Regions from separate parts of the Homo sapiens genome. Here regions 1, 3 and 4 are each linked to region 2. A link is a loop called in an ENCODE intact Hi-C map of the cell type or tissue named here. Cell type or tissue: mammary epithelial cell. All regions are shown on one strand.

Region 1 (8,000 bases), 1.1 Mb after region 2:
AAAAAAAAAGAATGGGTGAGGCAGGTGAGACATAAAATATTTTATTCTAAATGAGTAACAGTAAAAGAAAGTCTGGCTACTGCTTTCAACTTTTTTCCTATAAAGAAATCACTTTTGGCCAGGTGCAGTGGCTCACACCTATAATCCCAGCGCTCTGGGAGATCAAGGCGGGCAGATCACTTGAGGTCAGGAGTTTGAGACCAGTCTGGCCAACATGGTGAAACCCCATCTCTACTAAAAAAAAAAAAAATACAAAAATTAGCCGGGCATGCTGGCACGTGCCTGTAATTCCAGCTACTTGGGAGGCTGAGGCAGGAGAATTGCTTGAACCCGGGAGGCAGAGGTTGCAGTGAGCCGAGGTCACGCCATTGCACTCCAGCCTGGGCAAAGAAGCAAGACTCCATCTAAAAAACAAACAAAAAATTGCTTTTAACTCATGTATTTTTAAGTCGTGTTTTTTAAACATTTTGAACCACTTTATGAATATATTTTTTATATGAGTCCAATACCTCATAACACTGCTTGTAGAAAATTGCCAACTCTCATTAAATTAACACAGTATATAGATATATATGTGTGTGTATATATATATGTGTGTGTGTATATATATATGGAATGTGTGTGTATATATATATGTGTGTATGTGTGTGTGTGTATATATATATATGGAAAGCAGTGGCATGAGATCGGCTCACTGCCACCTCTGCCTCCCAGGTTCAAGCAATTCTCCTCCCGAGTAGCTGCCATTACAGGCACACGCTGCCACCCAATTTTTATATTTTTAGTAGAGATGAGGTTTTGCCATGTTGGCCAGGCTGGTCTTGAACTCCTGATCTCAGGTGATACACCCACCTCGGCCTTCCAAAGTGCTGGGATTACAGGTGTGAGCCACTGCACCTGACCAAATTAACACAGTTTATATTTTTAACTTTCTGCTCAGTTAAGTCATCACATACTCCCACCTGTAGTTAACTACAGTCTCACACAGTAGTTAATTTAAATAAAGGAAAATCTGCCATAATAAATATGTTTCGAGACATAAACAACGTTATTTAAAATGTCTAATATAACACCAATGAGGGAGTGGGAACTGGCATCTTACTTTATGAACAAGTGGTTAGTGGTTATTATCTTATTATATTTTGTTTGTTTGTTTGTTTTTGTTTTTGAGACAGTCTCACTCTGTCACCCAGGCTGGGGTGCAGTGGTGTGATCACAGCTCTCTGCAGCCTCAACCTCCCCAGTCTCAAGTGATCCTCCCACTTCAGCCTCCTGAGTAGCTGGGACTATAGGTGCACACTACCACACCCAGCTAATTTTTTGTTTATTTTTGTAGACATGGGGTTTCGCCATGTTGTTCAGGCTGGTCTCAAACTCCTGGGCTCAAGTGATCTGACTGCCTTGGCCTCCCAAAGTGCTACGGTTACAGGCATGAGCCACCGTGCCCAGCCCAGTATCTTACTTGTATGTACTGCAATTATATCATTTACTTTCAAAATGCTTGTAAGCAGTCAGTCCCAAGTCAGTTATATTCTTTTACGTAAATAATTTATTTAGAAAACATCCTTTATAATAACATAAAAAGAAAACTTTAACTTAACCCTTATCCAAGTGATTCAAATGATGTTAGTAATCAGGTCAACTAAGAAAATACTCCCAACTGGTGCAGGGCAAGTAGACTTTCCATAATCACAAACATGTGAAAAACACAGTAAGTAAGTAAGACACAGTTCATATATCATTGTATTTATTCTCACAACAATCCTGCAAGAGAAGTAATATTTGCCCCATTTGACAGATGTTGAAGATGAGGCCCAGAGAAGCTAGGACTTACCCAAGATTATTATAGCTCTGTTCTTTCCATTAGTCTACATTGTTGAAAAGTTTAATTGAAATAGAATGTTGGGAGATAAAAGATCTCTACATGAAAACTACAAAACACAGATGAAAGAAATTGAAGAGGATACAAACAAATGGAAAAACATCCCGTGCTCATGGATTGAAATAATTAATATAGTTACAATGACCGTACTGCCCAAAGCAATCTACAGATTCAATGCAATCCCTATCAAAACATCAATGTCGTTTTTCACAGAAAAAGAAAACACAATCCTAAAATTTGTATGGAACCAAAGAAGATCATTAATAGCCAATCCTGAGCAAAAAGAACAAAGCTGGAGGCATCACTCTACCTGATTTCAAAACATATTTGTCACAAGGCTATAGTAACCAAAACAGCATGGTATTGGAATAAAAACAGACATGTAGGCCAAAGGAACAAAATACAGAAGCCAGAAAATAACTCTACATATTTACAGCCAACTGATTTTCAACAAAGCTTCCAAGAGTATTTATGGGGGAAATGACATCCTCTTCAATAAGAGGGGCTAGGAAGATTAGATAACCATATACAGATGAATAAAACTGAACCCCTATCTCTCACTACATACAAAATCAACTCAAGACAGATTAAACACTTAAACATAAGACCTGACACTATAAAACTACTAGTAGAAAACATAGGGGAAACATTTCAGGACACTGGCCTAGGCAAAGATTTTATGGCTAAGACCTCAAAAGCACAGGAAACAAAAACAAAAATTGACAAATGGGACTATATTAAACTAAAAAGCAAAGGAAACAATCAACAAAGGGAAGAGATGATCCATTGAATGGGAGAAAATATTTGCAAACTATTCATCCAACAAGGGACTAATATCCAAAATATGCAAGGAACTCAAACAACTCAACAGTAAAATAACAATCATCATCATCATCATCATCATCATCCCAGGAAAAAGTGGACAGAGGACATGAATAAACAGAAGACATACAAATGGGCAGATACGTTAAAAAATGCTCAACATCACTAATCATTAGGGAAATACAAATCAAAACCATATTGACTTATCATCTTTTACCAGTCAGAATGGGCTATTACTGAAAAGATAAGAAATAACAGAGGAGAAAAGGTAACTCATATACACTATTGTGGGAATGTAAATTAGTACAGCTACTACGAAAAACAGTATGAAGATGTCTCAAGAAACTAAAAATAGAACTAACCTACAATCCAGCAATCCCATTGCTGGGCATTTATCCAAAGGAAGAGGAATTTGTATATTAAACAGACACCTGCACTCCGTGTTTATTGCAGTACCATTCACAATAGCAAAGATATGGAATCAAGCTAAGTGATTATCAACAGATGACTGGATAGAGAAAATGTGCTATATATACACAATGGAGTACTATTAGGCCATTAAAAAGAATGAACTCATCATTTGCAGCAACATGCACGGAACTGGAAGTCATTATGTTAAGTGAAATAAGCCAGGCACAGAAAGACAAGTATCACATGAGATAGAGTAGAATGATATATAACAGATGCTGAGAAGGGTGTGTCAGGGGAGAGGATAGGGAGATGAAGAAAGGTTGGTTAATGGGTAAAAACATACAATTAGATAGAAGGAATAAGTTATAATGTTCAATAGCAGAGTGGGGTGACTATAGTTAACAACAATGTATATTTCAAAACAGCTAGAAGAGAAGACTTGAAATGTTCCCGACACATAGAAATGATAAATCCTTGAAGTGATGGATACCAGAAGACCCTGACTTGCTGGGCACAGTGATTCATACCTATAATCCCAGTACTTTGAGAGGCCTCCTGGGGAGGATGGCTTGCAGCCAGGATTTCAAGACCAGCCTAGGCAACATAGCGAGACCTGGTCTCTAAAATAAATAAATACATAATTAACTGGGCATGGTGATGCATACCTGTAGTCCTAGCTACTTGGGAGGCTGAGGTGGAAGGATCACTTGAGCCCGGGAGTTCAGGGCTGCAGTGAGCTATGATCACACCACCGCACCCCAGCCTGGACGACAGTGTGGACCTGGACCCTTTCTCAAAAAAAAAAAAAATTCCCTGACCTGATCATTAAACATTCTATGGGTGCAACAAAATACCACACGCCACCCATAAATATGTACAAAGAGTATATACCAATTTAAAAAAGAAATAGAACCTTGGTTAGATTTTATTTCCACATTTCTGGTATCTATTAATAACTATAATTGAACTTTCAAAGCTACTTTGTCAACACAGTAATAACCAAATATCTTGGGTTTATTCTGTGCCAACTCTGATGACTCTAAAACACCAATTCAGGGGAAGAGCTGGGGAGAAAGCAGGCTTCTTGTGGTTTTTCAAGATAATACTGCCACCTGGTGGACTAATGGTGAACTGAGGTAGGTTGTCTAATGCATGATTTCAATTTTACCTGATTAAAATTCTCAATGGACAAGAAGGGCAGCTTCCAGAAACATCTTTGCTTTGAGTTGTGTCTCAGGCAAAATGATATAATAATAATTTCATGTTGTGCATAGTAACAAAACTGCTGTTTTCATATAAATTGCCAACTAGATCCGATAAGAATTCATTTACTCATTCAACACATATTTACTACCAGCTGTTTATTGTGGATAAAGTCAAAGACACAAAGGTGACTAAGGACTTGCTCTATGTTTCTAGAAAATAAGATGCTATTCCTGTAGTGGTTGAGAATATGTACTCTTGAAGCAGATGCTTGAGTTCAAATCCCAAATCTGCCACTAACCAACTGTGTGACTTTGGACAAGTCACCTAAACTTTCTACGTCACCTCAGTGTCATTATGTGCAGAACTGGACTAATCACAGCTTCTCGTGCAGTTATCAGGTACTCTGTGGAGTGTTAAGTACCGTGTATGCATGAGAAGGAGGTCTCCAGGGTGGACAGCATCCCTTGTAGATGAAGATGAGCAGCAGGGATGAGGCATTACCACACAAAGACTTTGGGGTGGGAAAACAAAGTCTTGTTCTCTGGGGTCAGAATAATCCATGTTGATTTATTCTAGCATACTCCTCAAAACACACACAAACTTAGGCAAAAGCTTGCTCAATGCAGAATTGCTTGTGACTGCAAAAGACTGAAAACTACCTAAATTCCCATGAATAGGGGACTGGTTAAACTGATTATGGCACAGCTGTATAGTAATATAGGAGGCCAGCATAAAAAAGAATGATGTAGAGCTGTCTGTACTGAGATGGATCAACCACTAATACACAATACGTGGAAAACCTGAAATGCAGAACAGAGGTATAGTGTGATCTCATTTGTTTAGAAGTGAGGTTGTGCATGCACATGGTTAAAGATGTGTAGAATATTTGGGGGAGAATATTGTGTGGATTGGCTCTCTTACCTTCTGCTCCATCCTCCTCTGCTCTATCCTCCTTCTAGGATGTCTTCAAAACTGTAGAGCTGGAAAGCTAAAAGCCATAGTTCCCACATTCCTTTCCAGATAATGCCCTGGATGCAAAATTGGGCTCCTCCAATTAGATATACTAACATGATATGAAAGTCAGGAATGAGCGGAAGGCCAGCTTCCTGCTTGTTACTGTCAGCAAGCAAGGAAAGGAGATGGGGAATGAGATGCAATTGTGATGAAGTGACCCAGCTTGCCAGGGTATATCCTCTGGCTTCATGATGGCAGGAGCAGTAGCTTTTTGCTCTCTGGAGCCATGCTCTTGAACAGTGGCTCCATCTGGAGCACTCCCTCCCTCCTATCCCTATTCTTCTAGCCCTTCCAGTGATTTCATAAGGACCTACTTCCTGTATTAAGTCCCGTCTACTTTAGCTTCCTAGAAGATTTCTATTTCTAGGACAACTGAACTTTGATTATTACAGCCGTTTAAGAAACTGGTAAGAGCCTTGTCATGGTTAGTATCATGTGTCAACTCGACTGGGCTAACGGATGCCCAGATAGCCAGTAAAGCATTTACTGGGTGTGTCTGTGAGGATATTTCTGGAATAGATTAGCATTTAAATCAGGGAACTGAGTAAAGATCCCTGAGTAAAGATCTCTCACCAATGTGGGAGTGTAACATCCAGTCTGTTAGGACCTGGATAGAACAATGTGGAGGAAGGACAAATTCACTCTCTCTTCTTCAGCCAGGACATCTATCTTCTTCTATCCTTGGATGCCAAAGCTGCTGGTTCTCGGGCCTTCAGACTTGAACTGAATTATACCACCACCTTTCCTGGTTCTCCACCTTGCAGGTGGCAAATCATGGAACTTCCCGGCTAATATATATATATATAATATATATATATAAAATATATAATATATAATCTGACTATATATATATATATAATCTCCTATTCATTCTGTTTCCCTGAAGAACCATAATATAAGACATTACCTTAGAAGAAAGTGGGCTGAGATCCAGAAGGAATGGAGATTTTTTTTTACTCTATTATATATACTGCTTTGTACTGTCAGAAAATTTTTCTATGTGTGTATTTTTTGAGGCAGTTCTATGCGTACTGATAGGGAACTATAGCTACAGTATGTTATTACTTTTTCCAAACAAAAAAAACAGAGCAACGTGAACAGCATTATATATATTATGCTTCAATTACATTGGGGAAAATCTATATAGAGATATATCTATACCTATTCAGATATATATCTAAAAGTGTATGTTTATAAATGCCTCCAGATAGGATAACTGGGTGACTAGGGGAAAGGATGAGAGAAAGACTTATCACTGTCTACTTTGCACTTTAGAATTTTATGCCCGGTCCATATGTTGTTTATTTAAAACTATATTGTTAACTAAAATGAGAAACTAGTAAGTTTTAAAGGAACAATCCATTTTGGCCAAAGTACATGCATCTTGTTGGGGATTATTGGGATGTAAGACCAAAATAAAAATGTAGGTTGGAGCTTGGCAAGACAAACGAGAGCAAGGAAGATCTCACTATGCTGGCATTTGCTTCTCTCTATCCCTGGAAGCCACTGGGAATGGTCTTTCCATAGTCCCAACTGTGCTGCTCCCTCCCTACTCGACCTCCCCAAAATCTAAGATCTCTCTCAGGGAAAGTCTCAAGCTTTTCAACTCAATCTCCCTCCCTTTCTCTCTCCCTGCCAAGGTAAAGAAAATTATCAAAAGCAAGTATATGTTGAGGGCTGGGCTTTTTAATAAACATTACTGAGTTTCAAAAGCAGAAACTCTCTTCCCCACCTCCCAACTCTCTCTTACCTGGTTCATGTTCAAAAACAAAGTCCACCGTTAGTCACAGTGCTTACATTTCAGTGCATTGACTAAAACATAGACACATTATAATGGAAATAATTCAGGGGATTCCCTCTTTTGATTAGAGAAGGAAGAAGAAGGGAGAGAGGCCTGACGATTCTGCAAGCATTAGGTATTCCTCCAAAAAAGAGGAGGGCAGCCATTGAGGGTGGTAGGGTGTCAGCAAGGAGGCTGAGGAAAACAGAAAGTCTGCAATGGCCACAGTTTGCCTAGAACTCACCCTGCTGTTTCACTGTATCCTCTTCAATCTCAGTTTCAGTGTGCAGCTGCCTGTACTCTATTTAGAGAGGATGTGAGTTAAGCATTTCTAGTTAGAGTGGTGAGAGCTTCCAGGGCATGGTGGTGGCTATCCTCAACATGAGAAGTCTCAAGACATCAGAGGGCTGCTTCATTCCCCAATGTTATCACAGCCCAAGGACCTCAGGGCACACAGCTTATGGCCTAGAAACATCTGTTAAATGAATAAACAGAAGAATGCCAATGTGTGTGTACGAAGTACGTTGCTGCCTCAGCATCACCCAAGACTACTGAGGTGAGGTCCCTCTCCTCCAGCCTGGTCAGGGGAGGTAGCACATGGATGGCAGTCCTAAAAGACCTCTCCTCAGACCCTGAGCTGCTAGAGAAAATGCCTGGGGAGCTGGTGCCAAGCAACAGGGCTGGAAGAATCAAGCCATGGGAAGAGTTTATGAGCAAGAATCAGTGAGAGGAAGAAAACTCAGGGGCAGATCTGGGGCAGTCAGGGCCAGGGAACTAAGTTAGAAACAGATGGGCCAGAGCCAGGAAGGACCAAGCCAGTGGCTGCGTTGGCAGATAAAGTAGCTGCCAGATGAGTACTTCAGACCAGATCAATGAAGTGGACTC
Region 2 (8,000 bases):
CCTACTGTAGTCAAGCTAGAGCATTCACATATTTGAGTGCATATAATTTTATTATACTTTTCTATTGGGTCCTCCTTTACATTACAGTTAAGAAATGTTAAAGTTTTTTGAAGTTATATTCAATAGAGTCTATTATCTATAAATTCCATTTCAGTAAAGCAAAGAGGGCATTAAAAATGACTGGTATATAAAGGGATATGTGTCACTAGCGTAGATGTGTGTAGTCGCCCAAGAGGGAGGCTTTTCCCCCTTGCTCCTTATGGGATGGGCCTGGGACTGCAGTGAGACAAGACTGAGTAGCCACCTTATTGGAGCTCAGAGAGGGTGATGGTTATCTCGGAGCTGGTGCTGTGGGCAGATGTGGGAGGACCAGATGAGCCTCTATCCCTGACTTTTGGCTGCTCAAGAACACTTTGGAACTTGGACACAATCCTGGGGGTAGTGGGGGTAAGGGAGGGAATCCCTTACATGACTCAAATGAAGTTTCCACCAAACTAGCAGATTAGGGTCTTATGGTAAAAAGTTCTGTTCTAGAAAAATTAAGTTACATTTTCTTATGGTCTGTTTGTCCTAACTATACCCAACTATGAGGACTCTTTTGAATGTAAAAAATTTTGCAAAACATCCCAACACATGGGAGCGGCTGCAATTTTCGTACCATTGATTAAGCAAATACATGAAGGCAAACGGCTACTGTGTATTCAGGAGTGGCTTGCTTGCTGGACACGTGGGCCAGGAGGCCCACACACTAGGAGAGCACAGCTCTGAAAAAGAAAGCGAGGGGTCTGGATTCTGCCATTTAATAACTGGATTCTTGCACAAGTTCAAACGCATCATTGCCCCTGTTTCCTCATGAGCAAAATGGAGATAATGATAGTATCTACCTCCTGGGATTGTTGAGAGGTAAACCACTGTGACTCTAAATGGACATTAATTATTATTTATGGTTGATCCATGCATATGTATTACCTACTCACGTAAAAGAGTTCATCATTTTAATTTCCACGTAGACATCTCATGCCAGAGTTGAGTATTAGACCAAGCAAAAGAATGCAGTGTCTGACTTTTTAGACACGTCCTAGTTTGTCTGGCATAAGAGTAGTTTTACACAGAGCTGGCAAATAGACTTACCTACCTGACCACAGGCCAGGAGGATTTGTGCTGGCATGTTCGAATTAATAACCCATTACTTATTGTGAACCTGGAGATATGCTCTGGCTTTCCATTACCTAAGTCTTATCACTTCTAGCACCAAGGCATACAGACCAATTAATCACCCAGGAGCAGAAATGAATTACCTCAGCCTTTGGGTGACTTGCTGTTTGGGTGATTTAATACTTCTTATCATGAGAGGAAAAGCACAGAGATGCTGGTTAGTTTATCCATAGAAAGGTTCATGCTTCAAAAGAGACCTCGGTTATTTGTACAGGTTTATTCATCATATGTCAATGATCGTCCTTGCTTGGAGATTTGGGGGAATCCTCCTTTAAGTGATGTCCCTGAATGTGGTCCTATTTCTTGAGGCATCCAATGAAACTGATTAAGCAAAATATTCTGGAAATGAAGCTTTCTAGATAGCCTAAGGCAAATCATTTGGGGTTAGTCCAAGGTGAAAATTTATTTGAAATGTTTTGTTAGACTTTCTTGCCTTAGCGAGTATAGAACAAAGGGCATAATTTTGATATTTCTTTGTGAGGTACTAGGAAGAGCCATTCATTCATTTGTTAAACGTATTAAATTTATTCATGCTATAAATAGTTACATTACTACTGTGTGCTGCGCTAAGGGTTAGACACACAGTGGTGAAAAGACAGAGGTAGTCTAATGGAGGCCAAGAGAACCCATGTTTAGGCTGAAATGCCACCATTTAGCAAATATGTGATCCTGGGCAAAGTATTTATTCTCTCAGACTCAGTTTCTCATCAGTAAAATGGGGCCCAATAATTATAATACCCACCTTGCAGGGATACCTGAGCATCACAAAGCATAAAAGCATTCTGAAACTGAAGATCTCTATGAATGGTCATATTACTGAATGGCTGAGAAACTTGCTTTATGAAAATTATCCCAAATCATCCAAACATTACATCATTGTAAGAGATGAAGCCATTTCTTCTAACTATTGTATTAAAAAACATTTATTTTTGCAGTTGCCTTTTTTTTTTTTTTTTTTTTTGAGACAGAGTCTCACGCTGTTGCCCAGGCTGGAGTGCAGTGGCGTGATCCCAGCTCACTGCAAGCTCTGCCTCCCAGGTTCACGCCATTCTCCTCCCTCAGCCTCCCGAGTAGCTGGGACTACAGGTGCCCACCACCACGCCCAGCTAATTTTTTTTTTTGTATTTTTAGTAGAGATGGGACTTCACCGTGTTAGCCCGGATGGTCTCGATCTCCTGACCCCGTGATCCACCCGCCTTGGCCTCCCAAAGTGCTGGGATGACAGGCGTGAGCCACCGCGCCTGGCCTGCAGTTGACTTTTAAAACTTCCTCATATTCGGCAAAGTAGTAACTACACATGGAGGCACACTCAGTACCGAGGGACAAGAGGAAAGGCAGCAGACCCCTGACACCTCCAACCCCCTTCTCCAGCCCAATCTGCGGAGGGGGCCATGAAACAGTTGCTATTTTCTGTTCTTCAGCTTTACCCCATAATAATATTGCCCTTATACTGTTAGTTCATGTTTATCAAGTAAATCTTACCAATTTGTTGCTTAGGTAAACATCATTTGCTTTTAAAAGAATGCTCCAACAGGGATATGTTTTTGTGTGTTTAGCATCTGTCCTCTAAAAGTTCAGTGTAGGAAAAATGTTTTATTAATTATTCTAGTGAGCTGGCTTCTAGACGATTGAGGTTTTACTGTGTTTGGCTTCTTCAAGAAGTGAAAGGCACTGTAACATGCTCGAGGAGGTTCCGTGCCCGCTCACTGACAGCATGCTTTGCATCTGTAAACCATTGTCCTATATAAAGACTTCAAACTTCAGCTGAATCTGTGCATCGTGGGTTTTTAAACATAATGTCACAGTTGCTGGCTACAGCCAAGAAGTTAAACACTTCCTTCATTTTCCATTGCATTTTTGCTCCAGATCCTTCCAGGAGGATACCCAGAGCTTGCCTGGACATTTGGATTACAGATTTCAAAGTGGGAAAAAGATGCTTCTCTCAATATTTGGGATTTGATCATAGTTGGGGAAACAGTGCTTCATTCCATAGTTAAGGAACTATGTCTGATCTAAATTTAAAAGAGCAATTTGATTAGGACATTCCTTTGCTTGTGAACTGATGTAACAATCTCTTATGGGTACTGTGTGCCAGAATGAAAGAATGATCTGGTAAGACATTCAATCAACTATGGTAAAAGAGTACAAGTGGATTAAAAAAACACAACTATACCATTTTAGTCAATTGATTCCAGCTTCTCATTTGTCACACCTTTATCAGGCCTGTCAACATGGAGCAAAGTAAACCAAGAAAATCATTTCTTAGAAATCCACTGGGTATGTGCCAGGTGTTCAAGGCTGGCATTCCAGAGAACAGAAAAGAATGGGCCTTAGATAATCAGGAAAATAGAGGAGGCAATGTAGTTCAGTGGTTAAGCACTCAGCTCTTGGCTTCACCGAAGTGAGACATTATTCTTTCAGGGTTGCTGTGGGGATTAAAGGAAATAAGCATAGAAAGTGCCTAGCACACAAGACCATATAAATGTTAGGGATTCTAGTCATTGTTACTAGCTCCAAGACCATCCCATTGGACAAATGAGTCCCTGTCCAGGGGCCCTCAGGACAACTTATATTATTATTGTGCACAGAGGGGGCAGTGGCACTGGGTTGGCTAGTTGGAAATTGCTCAGTCTCTGCTGAGAAAATACATGACCCAGCTGTGCCCTCTGCTAGCCAGTCTAAGGAACACAGGAGCTCACGGCATTGTTGCAGGCCGGCCGGACCCCAGATTACATTTGGCATTGCTCATTTGAATGCAGAAACTTTAGGGCTATGACAGCAAGAGTGGCTGCTCAAACGGATCCACAAGGGTCTACACACAATGTTCATTGTTTTCTTTTTCGGTAGGGTTGGTTTTGAATATCTTCAGACCCTTCTATAATTGGTTTTTCATTGTAGCCAGAAGAGGGCACTATTGCTTTACCCAAATTCTGTGCTGTGGTCTGTGGAAACCCGCATTTGTGTTCTGTGCTACAGTGTTCCATTCCTGGTTTTGTTGAGGGTGGCAGTTTCATTCTTAGGTGACTAGCACAAGAAACACACAAACAAGCAAAAAAAGCAAAACAAACTTTTGTCCATAATAACACACATGCAAAAAATTGGGATGTGGAAAGTTGTTTATATTTTATTAAGCCATAGAAAATTATGTATGGAATTTTAAAAATGAACATGTATGCCGATGACATTGATCAAGATTCTGCCTGGAAAACCACTGTTTGAAAAATTAGAATGTACCTAGGTGTTCCTGTTCACTTTCAACAAGTGTCCTAGAAGAGGTGTAGAAGAAATTGGTGCAGTTTTGGAAAACCCCGGGATGTTTCCTCCCACTATTAAGACAGTATAAGGGCAATATAACTGTGGGGTAAAGCTGAAGAACAGAAAATAGGAATGGTTGCATGGTTCTTTCTGCAGATTGTGCTGGAGAAGGGGATTGGAGGTGTCAGGGGACTGCACCTTTCCTCTTGTCCTTCGGTACTATTTGAGTGTGCCTCCATGTGTGTTTACTACTTTGACTAATATTAAGAATTTAAAAAGTCAACTACAAAAGTAAATATGTTTTTTAATACAATAGTCAGAAGAAATGGTTTCATCTCTTACAATAATCTAATGCTTGGACCATTTGGGATAATTTTCTTAAGGCAATGCAAGTTTCTCAGGCATTAAATAAAAGACCATTCACAGAGATCTTCAGTTTCAGAGTGCTTTTATGCTCTATAATCCTCAAGTATCCCTGCAAACTGGATATTATAATTATTAGGCCCCATTTTACTGATGAGAAACTGAGTCTGAGAGAATAAATACTTTGCCCAGGATCACATATTTGCTAAATGGTGGCATTTCAGCCTAAACATGGGTTCTCTTGGCCTCCATTAGACCACCTCTGTCTTTCAGAGTTGAAAGGAGATACCTTCCAAATGCAAATACAAGTACACTGATGGCAGGCCAAGCCTAGACACTGTAAGATCACAATGAAAGGCTGGGAGAGAAGCCTAGTGAAACTGGGATATTCCTTAGCACGATGCCTGTAAATAAATATTTGTTGAATGAATGACTGATTGGCTAAATGAATGAAACCACAATTTCTCAGATAACTGTGGGTATGAAAACTGACATAACTATTTGAATATACATACTTTTAAAAAGTTACCATTTCCTCCTGATATGTCAATATTTCCAAATATCCTCAGATAAAGAAATTGCAAGTCTTCCAACTTTATTTGGGATCTTATAGTGAATGTTTTCTAAAATTACTTACGAGGCTAAGAGAAATTTGCGGATGCTTGTATATATCCTTGTTCATGTCGTGTTTTCAAAATCATGAGGAGAAACACTTATGGAAACTTTCTTTCTGACAACACACGCATCAGTGTCTCTATCTCTTTCTTCATTCTTTGTTCATTCTGCTAATGTTAACTTGCAGCTTCCTGATTTCAGACTCCTGCCCAAGCTGAGCTATAAGCAGTAAGTAGCATCTGTGCTTGCAGAGTACCATAAAATCCTTTTAATATTCATTCAAAGGTGCAAGCCCTTGGACCACAAAGGTCCCTTCTTCTAGTCCCTTCTTCATGCCCAGACATGCTTAGAGACTTGGCATTGTGCCCTAGAAGCAGAGCATAGAGGCCAAACAAAACCTGCATTTTCATTGCTTCAAACAACGGTCAATTGTTGAATGTAATTACTTAGAACAAATTAAGAGTTTGGATCCAGGAGCCTTGGGGTACTCAAAAGAAAAACAGGGAGAAAAATGGTTCAGGATTCCCCTGGGTTGTGCAAAGCCACACCCCACAGAGGCCTTGTGTGATTCTGATAGATCTGAGTGAGCTTTTACCAAGCACACTCTCCAAGCTCTTCAGGGCAGGAAAAAGTAGGCATCTATATTCCATGTGTGATGTGTTTTGGCAGGGCTACCTTCTTCTAAATATAGCTAGCTATTTCTTTTTAAAACGTGTGATTTCTTAAATTCTTTTCCCTTTGCAGCAGCTTCGTTTTTTAAAGTAATGGAGAATGAAGAATGAATTGTTGCCGGGCGTGGTGGCTCACGCCTGTAATCCCAGCACTTTGGGAGGCTGAGGTGGGTGTATCACGAGGTCAGGAGTTCAAGACCAGCCTGGCCAAGATGGTGAAACCTCATCTCTACTAAAAACACAAAAAATTAGCTGGGCGCGGTGGCAGACGCCTGTAATCCCAGCTACTCGGGAGGCTGAGGCAGGAGAATCGCTTGAACTCGGAGGGCAGAGGTTGCAGTGAGCCGAGATCATGCCACTGCACTCCAGCCTGGGTGACAGAGTGAGACTCTGTCTCAAAAAAAAAAAAAAAAGAATGAATTGTTTGTTCATTGTCAACTTAAGACCAGTGGTCCCAGTACAAAACAGGAAGACAGTATCAATAACAGATGGGAAAAGGCAAAGGCAGACTCCATGAATCTGAGCTTTTGTTGCAAAAGCTGTCTGCTTTTTGGGTGTGCAAGAAGAGCAGAGCCTCAAGTAAACACTCTAAGAGATCTGTGAACTCATTCAAGACACCAGTGTGTCCCTTAACCCAGTGCTACTGAGCAGATGTGGAAATAAGAGTTTGATAAAGATTCAAGTCACTTTTATTTAGGAGAGTTACTTGGAAGGAAATATCTACAGGTTTCAAGAATATCATTCTCCTTAAGCAGTTTACTAAGGAATCATTATAAAAGCCAGCATTATATAGCCCTTCCCACATACCAAGCACTGTTCTATGTACTTTACACATACTAATTTATTTAATCCACAAAACAACCTTCCAGCCAGGTACTGTTACTATCCCATACTACAGATTAGGAAATGAAGGCACCGAGATATTGCCATACTTGCCCCTCAAACACCCAGCTACTAAATATAAAAGTAGGGATCCAAGTTTGGTTCTAGAGTCTCTACTCTTAATCACATAACTGTTAAAAAAAAATAGTATGCAGACATAGGAAGAATGGAACTTAAATGGAGATTAATGAGTGTCATTATCTCCAAGTGATAGGTTTGCGGCTCTTCTTTTGCTTTTCTGTGTTTTCTATATTTCTACCATACATTGTTCTGAGAAAATAATAAGCGCTGTTTTAAATGCTGACCCTAAAATCTATAACCTACAATAGGCTGTGAAGATAATTGTCTTGAAAGGCCCTGGAGTAGAAACAACATAAGCAGTCTAGATCACTTGATTTCCTAATGACCTAACTTTATAGAGTAATACAAGGAAAGTGACTCAAATATGTCTCTCTCCAGTCCTGTAAGCAGCCAATAAACTGTCTACTCCTTGAAATGTCACTCCTTGAAGGGCTGTATAAGGTGAAGGAGTCTCAAAGGAAGAATGAATTTCCCATCTATAACAAGCCCCTAATAGAGGAGCTCAACACGAACAGTGGTGCTTAGTACTTACGGGACAAAGACAGACTTTCACACAACATTTTCCATTAAAAATCATAATACAAAAGTCAATTGTATTTATATGTAGCAGTAGTGAACAATTGGAATTTGAAGTTAAAAATCATACTATATGGAGCCAGGTACCATGGCACCCGCTTGCAGTCCCAGCTACTCAGGAGGAAGAGGCAGGAGGATGGCTTGAGCCCAGGAGTTATACGCTGCAGTGAACCATGTCGGCCTGTGAATAGCCACTGCACTCCAGCCTGGCAACTTAGCACGGGCTCACCTCTAAAAACAATCATACTATACAATCCAGCTTAATTCACAAAATACACATAAGGTGACACACATAATGGATGTAGGAAGCAACTGAAATGTTAAAATATGATCAAACCAATT
Region 3 (8,000 bases), 1.1 Mb after region 2:
GTTAAATATAGATTACCAGGCATCTTCCTGAATAGTCCAAATTTGGGTCGGGGCTCAGAAATTTAAGTGTTTTTTTTTTGAGACAAAGTCTCACTGTCACCCAGAATGGAATGCAGTGGCACAATCTCAGCTCACTTCAACCTCCACCTCCTGGGTTCAAGCGATTCTCCTGCCTCAGCCTCCCAAGCAGCTGGGATTACAAATGCCCACCACCATGCCTGGCTAATTTTTGTATTTTTCAGTAGAGATGGGGTTTCACCATGTTGGTCAGGCTGGTCTCAAACTCCCGACCTCAGGTGATCCGCCCACCTTGGCCTCCCAAAGTGCTGAGATTACAGGTGTGAGCCACCGTGCCTGGCCTATGCCAAGGGATTTTTATCTTCAGGGAAGATTAGGAAACACTGAAATTCTACTGTAATTCTGGTCATTTTACAGAAGAGGGCATGGAAGCCTGAAGAGTAGCAATAGCTTCCCCAAGGCTGCCCAGCTTCTCCTTGGCAGATCCAAGTCCAGCCAGAGGTTTGCTGACCCCCAGGGCAGTGACTGCCCTTCATCATACAATATCTGTTGAGGAAGAGGGAGGCTTTGATGCCGGACCTTTTTTTTTTTTTTTTTCCTGAGATGGAGTCTCGCTCTTGTTGCCCAGGCTGGAATGCAATGGCGCGATCTCGGCTCACTGCAACCTCTGCTTCCCAGGTTCAAGCGATTCTCCTGCCTCAGCCCCCCAAGTAGCTGGGATTACAGGAATGCACCACCACACCTGACTAATTTTGTATTTTCAGTAGAGATGGGGTTTCACCATGTTGACCAGGCTGGTCTCGAACTCCCTACCTCAGGTGATCCACCCGCCTTGGCCTCCCAAAATACTGGGATTACAGGCATGAACCACCGTACCTGGCCAGCAATGCTGGACCTTTAATCACTGTGTTGGAGGTGGGTGGAGAGAACTCTACAGCTAATCTTTGATGAGCTGGAAAAAAAAAAGAAAAATAATCCTGAACCATTTCTAAGTTTAGAAAGATTTTGTTTATTTTTCTTTGCTAGAGTTGGAGCCAGCAGTTCTGATGGTTTGGATTAGCTCTTAATATTCCTAGCCATTTGGGTGTTCAAATCAATGGTGCATTTCTGGGAACAGACTGTGCCATGCCTCTTATAATGCCTTGCACCCATGACTGTGGTCTAGCCTTGCTCCCATTTTGAAACAGGAAATTAGCAGGTCTGTGGGAAGTAGCAAGTGCTGCTTCCCTGTGCTTTTCCTGGGGATCTATGCTCTGGGCTTTGGATCAGGAGAGCCAGCTCCAATCTCCAGTGCCCTTGAATGAGTCACTTTATCCATCTGGGCCCCAGTTCCTTCATGTGTAAATTATGGTAATTGGACTAAATTAGGGTTCCAAAACTTTTCCCAAGAAGGACACCCCCGCTAAGGTGCTCAAGAGCTAAGTATGGAGTCACAGTAACAGAAGAATAAGGGCTGATATGCTGAAGAGGAGAGAGGAGCAAAAGAAGCCGAGCAGCTCTTGACATGAGACGTCGTGGAGCGGAAGGAGATGAGGCAGGGTCCTCCGCTGTCTGTTCCTCAAACCCAAGTGATGGATGGACCCCTTCATGTTCTTGAAAAGTTATTGCAGGCTCCAGCTCTCAACATGTTGCCATCATTTTCATTTCTATAATAATGTTATTTCAATATCTACAAATATAAAACATTGTATGAGCTCCATGATTGTAGATTACTGTCTCAGTCCATTTGGGCTGCTGTAACAAAATACTACAGATTGGGTAATGTGTAAGTAATAGTAATTTATTTCTCACAGTACTGGAGGCTGGAAGTCCAAGATCAGGGCCCCAGCAGCCTCGGTCTCTGGTGAGGGCTGCTCTGTGCTTCCAACATGGCGCCTTCTTGCTGCATCCTCACAGTGGAAGAGGGGAAGAGCGAGGCCGCTCTCTGCAGCCTTTTGTAAGGACGTTAATCCTGTTCACAAGGCTGGAGCCCTCATTGATCCTCATGACCTAATCACTACCAGAGGCTCCACCTTCTAAACCATCATCTTAGTCATTAGATTTTAGCATATGAATTTCATAGGGGCATATACATCCAAAACATAGCAATTACTGTGTAATTAAAGAAAAAAATTGAAACCAAATACCATGTAACTAATAAAATTCAAAATTTCAATGTTCAATTAATGTGATGGACATGTTTTGTAGAAACTAAATTGCTACTTTGGAGCTGATGACAGAAAAATACTAGGTCAAGTCTGGTCTTTATTTAGTCTGTTTCTCTATGGTGAGTTTCAAAATATAACTTATAAGAATGCCTGTTTCCATGCAAAACAGAAGTTCTAATACATTCCTGCCTTTGTTTATAACTTAGGAGAAAGAAACCTTTCACTTAACCAACACTGTGTAAGTGAGCAATACAGGTGTCACTTGGTAACTCTGCGAAGTCGTCTCTTTATTTAAAGATATTAATCTTTGTTACAGATAATTATCACAGTGAAGACAAAAATTTTAATTCTTACAGAGAATTTGCAGATTCTTGACATACTGTCCAAGAACTCTGAGAAATGTTGAGTTTCACAGGATAAACTAAATTTGCTTTTTTAGGAGATTTGGGTTCAAGTCGAGCCCTGTCTCTAACCAGCTATTGAAGTCTGGGCAAGTGTTCACATCTTTGGGCATCTGTTTTCTCATCTATAAAATGATCCTACGAATTCCACTTACCTCACAGGCTCTCTGAAAGTAAAGAGAGTCTGAAGGTACTTAAACAATCCTCACAGTGCTTACAAATGGAACACACAATCATAACGGCAGTGGCAAGTGGCTGGTGATTTATCTCCAAGTGCCTTAAAGTGTTCTGGTCAACCATCCCTGAGTAGCATGGGACAGGCATGAGTATCTTCTGGCCCTTCCAGACCTTGGGTCCACGATGCTCCGAGCAAGCAGCAAGGGTGGTGGTTATTGGCCCGTGTGCTGAAGATCTCAAATGAATGAGGGCCCATTCATTGCTCTCTGCTGCCCTCTTGAGTATAGAAATTGGCCTTGCACCAGATGGGGTCTCAGCAGTAAGTTAGGAGAGGCAGTACAAGCCTTCTGGGCAACCTCAGCTCAATTTCCTGACAACCCTTGTTCTGCGTGCCTGTGCGTGTGCGTGTGCGTGTGCGTGTGTGTGTGTGTGTGTGTGTGTGTGCATGTGCGCGCGCATGTGCATGTATCGGCCTCCGCCAAAAGATAGGTGAGTGAGGATTTGCACTTCAAGTATTCCCCATTTCTTAGCCCCAGTCCCTCCTCAGGATTCCACTGTCCCAACCTCACCCTTCAGGCTTTGTGTTAAGTTCCTCAACATTTGGAAGGAACTGTCTGTACAACTCCTCCCCCTCTCCTCTCTTGGTTGTTAATGGCTTATTTAAGACAGATTTTGGGGCCCAGAGACCCCATAACGTTTTCTCATGTCTGCTGACCTGCAGTGGAATGACTTGCAGTTATATAATAGGCACTGGAGGAATAAATACATGTGCTATGGTTTGAATGTATCCCCCAAATTTCATGTGTTGGAAACATACTGTGATGCAGCAAGAAGGCACTCACCAGATGCTGGCCCCTTGGTATTGGACTTCCCAGCCTCCAGAACTATGAGAAATAAATTTCCTTTTTTAAAATAAATTACCCAGTCTGTGGTATTCTGTTATAGCAGTGGAAAATGGACTAAGACAACACGCTTTGTTCTACTTTTATGTCAATGTCACAGGTCTATTTTGATGTCTAATCCTATTTTTAGATCTAATTTCATTTTAATTATTAATGTTTGCATTAGATTTTTGGATACCCTTGAGGGCTATGATGCTAAATAAGCAATGACTTATTAAAAGTAGCTTTGTGGGCCGGGCAAGGTGGCTCATGCCTGTAATCCTACCACTTTGGGAGGCCGAGGCAGGTGGATCACGAAGTCAGGAGATCAAGACCATCCTGACTAACACGGTGAAACCTCGTCTCTACTAAAAATACAAAAAATTAGCCGGGCGTGGTGGCACACACCTGTAGTCCCAGCTACTTGGGAGGCTGAGGCAGGAGAATGGCTTGAACTTGGGAAGTGGAGGTTGCAGTGAGCCCAGATCCCGCCACTGCACTCCAGACTGGGCGACAGAGTGAGACTCCGCCTCAAAAAAACAAAACAAAACAAAACAAAATAAAAGTAGCTTTCTTTCTTTTTTGCCTCTCACAGCTTCATTATCCTTTAGACGAGAGAATTAATTTTCAAATGGATCACAAAAGGTGGGCAAGATGATCTAGTAGGATTAGAGGAGAAAATATTAGAATCTTTATTTTTACATTGTATATTTAATCTCATCCTTCTTAAATTTAAATTTTGAGTTAAATATTGTAAAACAATGTTTTACAATAATATGCATATTAGTGGACTAGTACAGGTATATAATCTATAAATAAATTGTGATGGAATGCTAATTTTATTTAATTATTATTATTATTATTTTTGAGACAGAGTGTTGCTCTGTTGCTCAGGCTGGAAGTGCAGTGGTACAATCTCGGCTCACTGCAACCTCCACCTCCCGGGTTCAAGCAACTCTCCTGCCTCAGCCTCCCCAGTAGCTGGGATTACAGGTGCATGCCACCACGCCCAGCTAATTTTTGTAATTTTAGTAGAGACGGAGTTTCATCATGTTGGCCAGACTGGTCTCAAACTCCTGACCTCAACTGAGCCACCCGCCTCGGCCTCCCAAAGTGCTGGGATTATAGGCGTGAAACACTGTGCCTGGCCAGAATGCTAATTTTATTTTATTTAGTTATTTTGTTACTGAAGGGATATAGAATCATAAAAGTTTGGAGACCTCTATTCTAAGACAGTAGCTGTCATCCTGCCTGTATTTCAGAATCACTAAGAGAGATTTTTAAATAAATTACATTATGCCTCACCCCATCCCAGACTCAGTGAACCCAACCTTCAGGAGTGAGGTATTGAATATGTGTATTTTCAACAAGCACTTTCTGATGATTCTGACACAAACCTCCTTGCTAAAAACCATATTGTTATCTAGAGCTAAGTAAGTTCACCAAGGGAAAAGCAGATATCTTTCTTGTTTACCTTTGTATCTATATATATAGCATAGTGCTTAACACAGAGTAAATGCTAGCTGAAGGAATGAATGAACAAATAAGCCACAACCCAGAGATAGCCTCTGACTGCCCCAGTCTTTGTTTTCATGCTTAGTGTTTTCATATAATTGTTTTACACATTCAAGAACCTTTTATATATAAAATTGGGTACCTTATTTTGATTGCTTTTAGTAAACAGTTGTTTAATATGTATTTTAGCATTATTTAGCATTTAACATTTCCTATTATCAATTATACTATTTTAAAAAATATTGGCTGGGCCCAGTGGCTCATACTTGTAATCCCAGCACTTTGGAAGGCCAAGTGGGAGAATCACTTGGGCCCAGGAGTTGGAGGCTGCAGTGAGCTGTGATCACACCACTGCACTGAATTCAGCCTGGGGAATGGAGCAGGACCCTATCTCCAAAAAAAAGTCTTTACGTCTAAAGCTTTCTTGTGTATATCCAATTATATGCTTAGAATAGAGCCTCAGAAGTAGGATTTCTAGGCCAGGTGTGGCGGCTCATACCTGTAATCCCAGCACTTTGGGAGACCAAGGTGGGTGATCACCTGAGGTCAGGAGTTCGAGACCAGCCTGGGCAACATGGTGAAACCCCATCTCTACTAAAAGTACAAAATTAGCCAGGTGTGGTGGCAGGCGCCTGTAATCCCAGCTACTCGGGAAGCTGAAGCAGGAGAATCACTTGAACCCAGGAGGCAGAGGTTGCAGTGAGCCGAAATCACACCCCTGCACTCCAGCCTGGGCAACAAGAGTGAAAATCTGTCTCAAAAAAAAAAAAAAAAAAAAAAAAAAGGGCCGGGTGCAGTGGCTTATGCCTGTAATCCCAGCACTTTGGGAAGCCAAGCTGGGCAGATCACGAGGTCAGGAGATTGAGACCATCCTGGCTAACATGGTGAAACCCCGTCTCTACTAAACATACAAAAAAATTAGCTGGGCGTGGCGGTGGGCGTCTGTGGTCCTAGCTACTCAGGAGGCTGAGGCAGGAAAATGGTGTGAACCTGGGAGGTGGAGGTTGCAGTGAGCCAAGATTGCGCCACTGCACTCCAGCCTGGGCGACTGAGCGAGACTCCGTCCCCCTCCTCCAAAAAAAGTAGGTTTTCTAAGTCAAAGAGTAAAAACTTTTATTTTCTTTTTCCCCTATGGCAATTTTTTTCTTTTCTTTTCTTTTCTTTTTTTCTGGGACAGGGTCTTACTCTGTCACCCAGGCTGGAGTGCAGTGGTGCAATCATGGCTCACTGCAGCCTTGACCTCCCAGTTTCAAGTAATACGCCCACCTCAACCTCCTGAGTAGCTAGGACCAGAGGTGCACACTACCATGACTGGCCAATTAAAAACAAAACAAAACAAACAAACAAACAAACAAACAAAACTTTTTGTAGAGACGGGGTCTCACCATGTTACCCAGGCTGATCTCAAACTCCTGGGTTCAAGTATCCTCCCACCTTGGCCTCCCAAAGTGCTGTGATTACAGGCAAGAGCCATTGTGACCAGCCGAGAGAGTAAGAACATTTTAAAGGCTGTAGCTACTGTGGGAAGAATAAATTAACATTGAACCCAGATCTGGTTCAAGGAGCAAGGCCTTGCTTGCAGGGTCCTTGTGGTCTGGCAGAGTGAGAATCTTCAGCAGGGATTTTTGGTGTGGCGAATAGACTTGGAGTGTCTGATTGCCTTCTTGTCCCTGTTTCTACCACTGACAGGCTGTGACACTTAAGATTCTTCAAGCCTAAGTTTCTTCACCAAGAATGTGAATATTCATAGCTATGTGACAGGGCTGCTAATTCTGAAGCACTATCCAATGGTAGAGCTAAAAGCATTTATTTGTATATTTGACATAGTTCCAAAGGAACAAAAGATTAGAGTCTAGAAGTGGCTCTTATGAAAAGACACCACTCCATCTCCCTTTTGTTAAAAAATACTGTTTACCCAAAAGGGGGTTTGAGTGCTAGTTCCTTAGGTGGGGGCCCAAGAGATCCCGCAACTCCAGACTCAGCCCCTGAGGGAGGTTCAGAGCTGTTTAGCAACTCTGGCCAATGGGTCACTTTGGAAATATCAAAGGTGGGTATCGTTGTTGGCAAAAGGTAGTGCTGCTGTAACTGACAAAAATAATCATGAGGCTGGGTGCAGTGGCTCATGCCAATAATTCCAACACTGAGAGGCTAAGGTGAGAAGATTGCTTGAGGCCAGGAGCTCAAAAGCAGCCTGGCAACATAATGAGGTCCTGTCTCTATTTAAAAAAATAAATAAAATAAAATAAAATAACAAGTGGTCTGAGAACTCCTTCTCTTCGTGGTGTGCCAAAAAAACTGGTCAGGCAAGTTCTTGCTCATGGTGCCAAGCCACTCTAAATAAAACAGAAGCAGCTTCCGCTTCCTGTTCTTCAATGATTGCTTACTCCAGAAACCACTAAGCAGATGGCAAATGTTTGTCCTTTGGCATGTCTAATTGGATCCCAAAACCATGGTCCGCATTTCGTCTTTGCTTTTTTTTTTGTTGTTGTTTGTTTTCTTTTGTTTGAGACAGGGTCTTACTGTCGCCCAAGGTAGAGTGTGGTGGCGCGATCTCAGCTCACTACAACCTCTGCCTCCCAGGTTCAAGCAGTCCTCCTGCCTCAGCGTCCCAAGTAGCTGGGATTACAGGCATATGCCACCATGCCCAGCTAATTTTTGTACTTTTAGTAGAGATGGGGTTTCACCATGTTGGCCAAGCTGGTCTCGAACTCCTGATCTCAAAGTGATCTGCCTGCCTCAGCCTCCCAAAATGCTGGGATTACAGGTGTGAGTCATCACGCCCGGCCTGGTTTTGTTTTTGAGCCTGGGTCTCATTCTGTTGCCCAAGCTGGAGTACAGTGGCTCTATCATGGCACATTGCA
Region 4 (8,000 bases), 860 kb after region 2:
GAAACCAACTGGAGTGGTTCGTGCTCATCTGCCTCTCACTTGTCAGCCCCAGAGGTCTTCACAGACATCCAGGTGCCCAAACTCAGCCTCTGCTGATAGCTCAGCCTGTATCTTCAAACACCCCATTAGCTTCATTATGCTCTATTCACCTCTAAGTAACTCAAGAGATAGGGCTGGGGTCCAAATTAGCCTTGAAGAAATAGAGAGTACCTGGGAGGAGATTTAGGAAGGGGTCCTCAGGGAGTTGTGAAACAGAATATTGTAATCAGATGAGAATTCCCAGGTCAGAGGGAGGAAATACCTCTACCTTGCCAAGGGTGGAGGAACACCTGGTTCCTCTGAAAGGACACTCACATCAGACTCAAATCCCAGAACAAACATCTGGTCTTTTCCTGAGCTCAGCAGTGTAGATCACATAGGCTCAGCTCCAAGGGGACCCCACTGGGCATCAAAATGGGATTTTGGTAAGCTTGGAGATTCTAGGGCCAGGTGGAATGAAGTTATGAGTCTCGGTTCCACCATCTACTCTCCACCAGTGCTTCAACTGCTTCACCTGAACCTGAGACTGGTAGTGCCTACTTCACAGAAATAACAAGGGAACATATGACAAGTCCAGAGCCAGCTTCTGGCTCAGAGTAAAACTGTTCAGGAAAAGCTTTGATTGCCTTGTTTTTTAGATTGTAAATGGAGTCTCAACCTCTAGAGTCATAGTATTACAAATGATCCTACAAATAAAATTTATCTGGATGCGTTTCAGGAAATAGATAAGGTTACCAGGAAGGAATATTTTATGTTAAAATTTACTTGCTTCTTGTCCACTCTAAACCTGGATCTGGGATGCCCCTACGAGTATAGGTAAAAGCGTTATTTCATACCCAAATCTAGGCTGTGCTGGTCTTCATGTTCATTGTGTTGAACCACCAGGCTTTTGACACGCTGGAAGAGATAAAGTCAGGTGGATTTTTAAAAAATTACATATATGCTACACTAATGTTTATTTTTGTGAACTAGAAAAACAACCTTGGAAAGCATCAATGAAAACATGTTACAAGTATCATCACATGTAAACAGAAAACTAGTCTTATACTTAATATTATTTAACAGCTAAAAGTGAGTAATGAATCTATCCCAAGCTGAAACACACCTGAAAGCTGTACACAGGTTATTTTATTCTCAGAGGACATCTCCCACATTTACTCTTGTAATCACATTGTTGTCAAATATCTATAAACATCAAACTTCAAGTAGAAATTTGTTTTGCAGAATGTATTCAATCATCTTGCATATACAACTACAACTCAGAAAGATAGCTAGGTTTGGTTATAAAGAATAGGGATTAAGAATTTGATAAAGAAAATGGGGCTGGGCACGGTGGCTCATGCCTGTAATCCCAGCACTTGGGGAGACCGAGGCGGGCAGATCACCTGAGGTCACGAGTTCGAGACCACCTTGGCCAACATGGCAAAACCCCATCTCTACTAGAAATACAAAAATTAGCCAGACGTGGTGGTGGGCGCCTATAGTCCCAGCTACTCAGGAGGGTGAGGCAGGAGAATCATTTGAACCCAGGAGGCAGAAGTTGCAGTGAGCCAAGATCGTGCCACTGTACTCCAGCCTGGGTGACAGAGCGAGGCTCCATCTCAAAAAAAAAAAAAAAAGAAAGAAAAAGAAAACAGAATTTCACATTATTCTGAAAGTGACTTGGGGCACATCCTTTTTTTAGTGTTTTTTAAACATTTTTATTACCACTAAATCTTCATTTCTACTTTATGGAAAGACGTGCAAAGAAAGAAGCAGGGAGTCATTCATTACCTTTATATCTTCCTTTTCAGCTGCTGATCTGCTGGACACTGAATTCTTAATCTCTGCAAAAGAAATAATTATCAGGATCTGCTGATGGGAGCTTTTGTTAAGAAGAACAACAACTACTAGCTGACAAGTGTAAATGAGTTGCCCAGGAGCCTTCTGCACAGAGATAGGTTTTTAGATTAGGCCTCTTAAAAATCAGCTCTCCACAGAGCAGAGTGTCTAATAACCCGACTGTCCATACTCTGGTATTATCTGTGTGGACTAAGATGGAAACAAGCCCAGGAGCTCTCACAGGAAATCCTGAAGGGGAAAAAATTATCATTAAATAAATAAATGCCCTTGATTCCAAAGGAAGGCTGCTCACTACCGCAAGTTCTTCAAAATAGCAGATTGTAAGGACGTGACTCGTACCCACCTGAGGAAATCCCACATGTCTATTTCCTCAAATACCACAGATTTCAATATGTTTTAAAAGAGCGTAATTCATTATATAAGAGGTCTGGCTTTTCCTTACACATCACTGAAGGTCAAGAACACCAGCATAGCCCTCAGCTCCAACCTCAGCCCCGGGCACACCGGGTGTCCTCTTTCTGAATAAAGGGTTTCCTGGAAACAGTAGTGGTCAGGATGTACTGGGATGAAGAAAAAAAAAAAAAAAAGGTTCACCCAAGGCAGCATTTTTATCTGTGGTTTAATTGATTGGTTCTGTTCCCAAATACTCAGTTGCCCTTAAACAAGAGCCGCTATTGTCGAAATAACCACCAAGAACAGGTTTGGGCCTGGGGAAAATTAAAGCACTCGATATCCCTAGCAAGGACATATGACTGAAAGTCTCTACCCCAGATTTGCATTAACATACAACATTGTGGGGTCTCACTCCTTTTCTGGAATCTCCACATCCCTTCCCCCACAGCCCTGCTTTATGCTAATCCTGGGGAAACGCCTGAAGTTTTCCAGCAGGTTCATTACCTAGACCTTCCCTATTCCGTTTTGTCACTCCTATTAATTTATCTAATGCCCCAAATCTGCAGGTGGATTTATTCAAGCTCTTCTCACTTCTGGGCAACAATGCTAGGAGTTATCATCCATGTTTATGCTTAGAAAATGTATAAGGTATTCATTTATATGGCTCTACATGACAAATCATAATAAAGATGACAAATTACAAGGATGGAGCTATAAGTAATAAGATCAGGATGGAGCAGAGAAACCAACAATCCTTGTCTTGTGTTTCTAAAAATCTGGACAACAATAACTTTGAATTTGCTTTGCAGAAAGCAAGTAATACTACATTTGCATGCCACAATAGTATATTGCTCTTGAATTTATAATGCATATTAGCTTCTATGATTAAACCAACAAGGAAATAACCAGCGAACAAAGTAATAACCCCAATTTTGTGTGGTCATGTCAACTGATCTCAGCAGGGAATGAGGACAAGATCATAGTGGACACCCAGCCCAGGCAGCTTGTGTACACAGCATCCCTGCCGGCCTTTAAATGCACATCCCACAGAAGGCCTCCAGGTGGCAGCAGAGTAACATTGCCAGAGGTAGGAATGTCAAAATGGGCTAATTTCACCCTTCAAGGACCTGCTTTCAAGTGCCAAAGTCCAAAACACATAGTTAAAATTAGCATTTTTGTCCCACTACATAGATGCAGAAAATTGATGTGAAGCACCTACCATGGTATTTGGCACATTATAAGTGTACAGTAGGGATTTGGTTTGGTTTTGAAACTCATATACTCAAACACTAAAAATTGGGATAAGTAGGAAAGAAACCACAAAGGCGTTAAAAAAAAAAAAAAAAAAAAGAAGGGAAGGATAACCTGGACCAGAGTTTCAACAGACACATCTGCACAGACATCAAGAGTCACACCCTTTTACTTTGCCTGTTTTAGGACATTCATTCCTTTAAAGTCATCTCAGCCATAAACTCTTAAATGATCATTATATTGCATTCCTAAAGAATTCTGTACATACAGCATTTATTCGGAAGAACAGTACACATTTTATCCAGATTGCTAATGGAAAAGGCAATCTCATCTGTTAGTGAAGTTTGCAGTTACAGAGGATGTGTTCACACCTGGTAGTGCATTTAGGTTCCAGCTTCCTTTCCCTTCTCAAAAGGCCAGTGAACTAGTTTTTATAGCTTGCCATGCCTACGTTTTTCCGTGTAGTCCAGTGCAATTTTTTTCACTTCAGAACAAGTACCACAAACTATATTAAAATATATGTCTTCATTAAAAATTGTACCTCATCATTTAAAAAATAACTTAAATGTAGAAAGTCTTTATCCAAAAATCATTTAAAAATATTAGTGATACTGTGCTGATTCCAGATAATAATGTATCTTTAATTAACCTAGAACTAAACAGAACCATATCTTAGAGCTTTCAAAGAATTTGGCATTCATTCTAATGGATTAATTAAATTGCTCTAGGAGAGTTTCTGTTAAATTAGTAGGATCCTTTTACACTAACCCACTGTACCACCAATTACACAGTGCAATCAAACCACTCATTGCTATAGCAACCTTTAGCAGATAATGGTATCAGTAACTCTACCTATTCTGTTTTAAAGGCCTATTAATCTTGCCCTCAAGCCCACCCAGAAGTAAGGATTACTCCTCTAAATCAGACTTGCCAAACTTGATAAACATGGTTTTTGTTATTGCCAAACTATAATGGAACAAGAGATAATCTCTAAGACTTATGTTTACTAGTGACACTGCACCAGTGAACAGGGTTAAGTCGCTGTAAGATTCATGCCAGTGTCTCATTAAGAAACAGATTCGCCTAAAAAACTCACCTCTATGCACATGTCTTACTGTCTTATTTTGCAAATGAGACCACAGAGTCTAGACTTAAGCAAATAAAAAAGCTTACAACCAAAAACACAGGATGCTCAGTATTCTGATTTTAATCACCATTTGGATGTGGCAGAAGAATCGTGGTCAGACGCAGCCAGACCACCAGTGTTGTCTTGTTAACAACCAAGTCCACCACTGGCTTACATCTACAGGGTAGTGTCAAAAGCACAGGTGGAAAACCAGGATCATGCTCTCAGTTTGCTCTGCCTGCCCCCACAAATGTCAGAAAAACACCCTGATGGTAGTGTTCATAGCAGCCTCTGTGCCTCTCTGGCATACATGGTGGGTAGTTCATAGTCTTTGAATGAATCTTTTTTTCTCAATAGGCTGTAAATTCTGGGAGAGCTGGGACCAGATCGATTTCCGCTCAACCCTTGTATCCCCAGCACCAAGCTGGGTGCTTTGCACTTAACAGGTGCTGAATAAATGCTTCTCATCTCCACCTACATCTGGTGGCCCAAAATATACATAGCTGACAAGATGTGGTGGATGGTTAGACAAGCTGTGGATCAGGACAGAGAAGGAAAAGTTGTTTACTTTTTAGAATTAACTAATTGAAACACTTCCAATACTGGCGCTATTTTATCACAACTTCTGAACTGCCAGATTCATAGACAGATGAATCCTTTTCTCCTTACTTCCTCCCACCCTTCCAGCTCTGTAAGTCCAAAAGCCAACCCTTTTCCTCTCCACTTAGTAAGTATTGCTGTTTCACTACTAACTACTGCACCTGCATGTGTTGCTACAATGTTTTATCCTAGTGTACAAATTCAATTCACAATGGCCAGAGAATTAAAATGGCAAAGGCACTTGAGAGACTACTTGCCACTCTTAATTCAGAGACTGTTGTCACACTTTGAAAGTTTGTTTCAATATCCCAGTTATTCCTTTTTTTTTTTTTTTCCTAAAAGTGGGACTACTAATAAGAACTTTCATTTTGCCTGCTCGGTATAAATATGGACTGGGAGCAACAATGAGGCACTTATTTACAGAAATATCAAAATGAGACTTATCAGTGAGTGAGAGCCCAACATTCCACTCAATTCAACAAGCTCCACTGGTCCCTACTGAGCAGCAGCTGGGGAGAAGAAACCAAGATGGAAGAAATCCTTGGCCTCAAGCAACTCCAAAATGTGCTCCTTGGCATATCATTTTTATATTTCTATTCTATATTGTTTCAGAAAGAATTTAAGACATCTTCTTTAAAATACAGGTTTTTTTTCATTTAAATTACTTGTGTTTCTTTTTTTAAAGACAAAAGTAATTATTTAAGACAGTGGAGAAGTCCCTCCTCTTACACAGTTTTTTTTGTCTGGAGGTTAACATATGATCCAATTCTGGCCAGAGTCTTAATAGAAACTTTCCTGGCACCTCTCCAAAAAAGGCTTCTATCACTAATAGAAAAAAAAAAAGTTGCAGGGCAAAAGGATCTTTTTCCATTGCTCTTTTTGTCTGAATAGAGTTCAATGAAGAAATGATTTTGGAGCCACAGTAGCCCTCTTGCAACACCAGACTGCTGCAGGCCATTCTCCATGGTGTGCCTACTCTTACTGTGAAAACTTTTCTACCGGATTATCTTTTGAAGGATGGTTTTGTGGCCAACAGTCTTGAAACCGAGAAATAGTGTTTCCCCTGGGGATGAAGGCAGATTTGTTTTCAGACCAGGGTAGTAAAGATAACAGCCTCTTCCAGTGCAAGGGTTGGGCAGGCTTGCTAGCAGTCTCCTTATAAGATTTGGGATTTCTTAGTTTGGGGTTCCTCAGCTGTGACACAAACTGAGTGTGTGTGCAGCATCTATCTGAGCTGCTCACAAGGCTCCTGGGGGACTTGCTGGGCAAGGAGAACCAATGTGAACATGAAGCCCATGCTGCAATAAAGTCTTTTGTATCAAAAAAATAAATAAAATAAATAAAAACTTGGAAAAAAAACTAAACAAAAAAATCAATATAACTACCATTAAATGTTGGTATATACTCCCCCATATATGTTTTTATGACAGCTTTATTAAGGTATAATTCATATACTATACAATTCACCCATTTAGAGTATACACTTCAATGGGTTTTAGTATATTGAGTTCTGCAACCATCACCATAATCAATTTTAGGATATTTTCATCACTCCAATGAGAAAACCCCACACGCATTAGCAATCGCTCCACATTTCTCCCCAACCACCTCACCATCCTCCTTCCACACCCCAGCCCAAGGCAACCACTAATCTATTTTCAGTCTCAACAGAATTGCCTATTCTGGATATTTCATATAAATTGAATTGCACAATATGTAGTCTTTTGAAACTGGATTCATGTAGCATAATGTTTTCAAGATTCACCCATGCCGTAGCATGTATTAGTACTTCATTCCTCTTTACTGCCAAATAGTATTCCATTAGATAGATAGGTAGATAGATAGATAGGAGGTATCTACTTTGTTTTGTTTATCTATTCCTCAGCTGATGGATATCTGAGTTGTTTCCACTTTTTGTCTATTATTAATAATGCTGCAATGAACATTCTTTCAAGTAAAAGTTTTTGTGTAGATACATGTTTTCATTACTCTTAAGTATATGCCTAGGAGTATAATTGTTGAATCATATAACTCCATGTTTGATAAATTTTTATGATACAGATTTTTACATCTCCTGAACCCCCACCCCTGCCCACCATAGAAATCTCTAAAGCAAAGAATTCAATTATGGAGAGAAAGTATCCTCAGCCCCAAAATTTGGTTGCAATTATCAATTACACAGAAGCTCTAAATCATTATACAGTTGATCCTTAAACAAGACGGGTTTGAACTGCATGAGTCCACTTTTATATGGATTATTTCCAATAAATATATTGGTAATTTTTTTGGAGATTTTTTGACAATTTGATAAAACACGCAGACAAACCACCCTTTCCTAATCCTCCTGCTCCTCAGCCTACTCAATGTGAAGACAACAAGGATGAAGACCTTTGTGGTGGTCCAGTTCCACTTAATAAATGGTAAATGTATTTTATCTTCCTTATGATTTTATTAAGAACATTTTTTTCTCTAGCTTACCTTATTATACGAATATAGTATATAATACATGTAACATACAAAATATATATTAATCAATGGTTTATGTTATTGACAAGGCTTCTGGTCATCAGTGGGCTATGAGTAGTTAAGCTTGAGGAGTGTCAAAGTTACACATGAATTTTTGACTGTGCAGGGGATTGGTGCCCCTAATCTGAGTTTTTCAAGGGTTAACTGCATTTTTAAATTGAAGCCAGGGCATAATTTTCCTAAGTTAATCAATGGCTTGAATAAAATTAAGCAAGTCATCTTT

Evidence for each region. Peaks named below come from ENCODE experiments on the same cell type or tissue, not always from the same donor. Only the 100,000 strongest peaks of a DNase experiment are listed, where the experiment ranks them.
Region 1: a loop joins it to region 2, with 22 times the contacts of the local background. A loop is called at or near these places in 40 of 110 quality-filtered maps.
Region 3: it touches region 2 in a loop (9-fold over the local background); 3 of 110 quality-filtered maps call a loop at or near these places.
Region 4: it touches region 2 in a loop (8-fold over the local background); 27 of 110 quality-filtered maps call a loop at or near these places.

What each region holds. Positions count from the first base shown.
Region 1 is chr5:73,587,522-73,595,521 of GRCh38, reverse strand. No RefSeq gene overlaps it. Among named protein-coding and RNA genes, the nearest start is that of UTP15, 26 kb to the right of the region's middle. In mammary epithelial cell, a CTCF peak has its summit at 4,230 (motif pointing left); a DNase peak (open chromatin) is centred at 4,201; H3K27ac peaks cover 264 bases.
Region 2 is chr5:74,645,102-74,653,101 of GRCh38, reverse strand. It overlaps a transcript of HEXB not described here. Among named protein-coding and RNA genes, the nearest start is that of ENC1, 8.4 kb to the right of the region's middle. RefSeq lists an enhancer at 3,974-4,053. In mammary epithelial cell, a CTCF peak has its summit at 4,121 (motif pointing right); DNase peaks (open chromatin) are centred at 1,161, 4,142 and 5,811; H3K27ac peaks cover 3,241 bases.
Region 3 is chr5:73,514,887-73,522,886 of GRCh38, reverse strand. No RefSeq gene overlaps it. Among named protein-coding and RNA genes, the nearest start is that of BTF3, 20 kb to the right of the region's middle. RefSeq lists a silencer at 2,912-3,111. In mammary epithelial cell, a CTCF peak has its summit at 3,020 (motif pointing left); DNase peaks (open chromatin) are centred at 3,036 and 7,476.
Region 4 is chr5:73,788,267-73,796,266 of GRCh38, reverse strand. It overlaps ARHGEF28 (Rho guanine nucleotide exchange factor 28), which reads right to left. Exons shown (of 36, transcript NM_001177693.2): 8 at 1,813-1,865; 9 at 876-936. Among named protein-coding and RNA genes, the nearest start is that of ARHGEF28, 170 kb to the right of the region's middle. RefSeq lists an enhancer at 1-226. In mammary epithelial cell, a CTCF peak has its summit at 3,336 (motif pointing right); a DNase peak (open chromatin) is centred at 3,326; H3K27ac peaks cover 171 bases.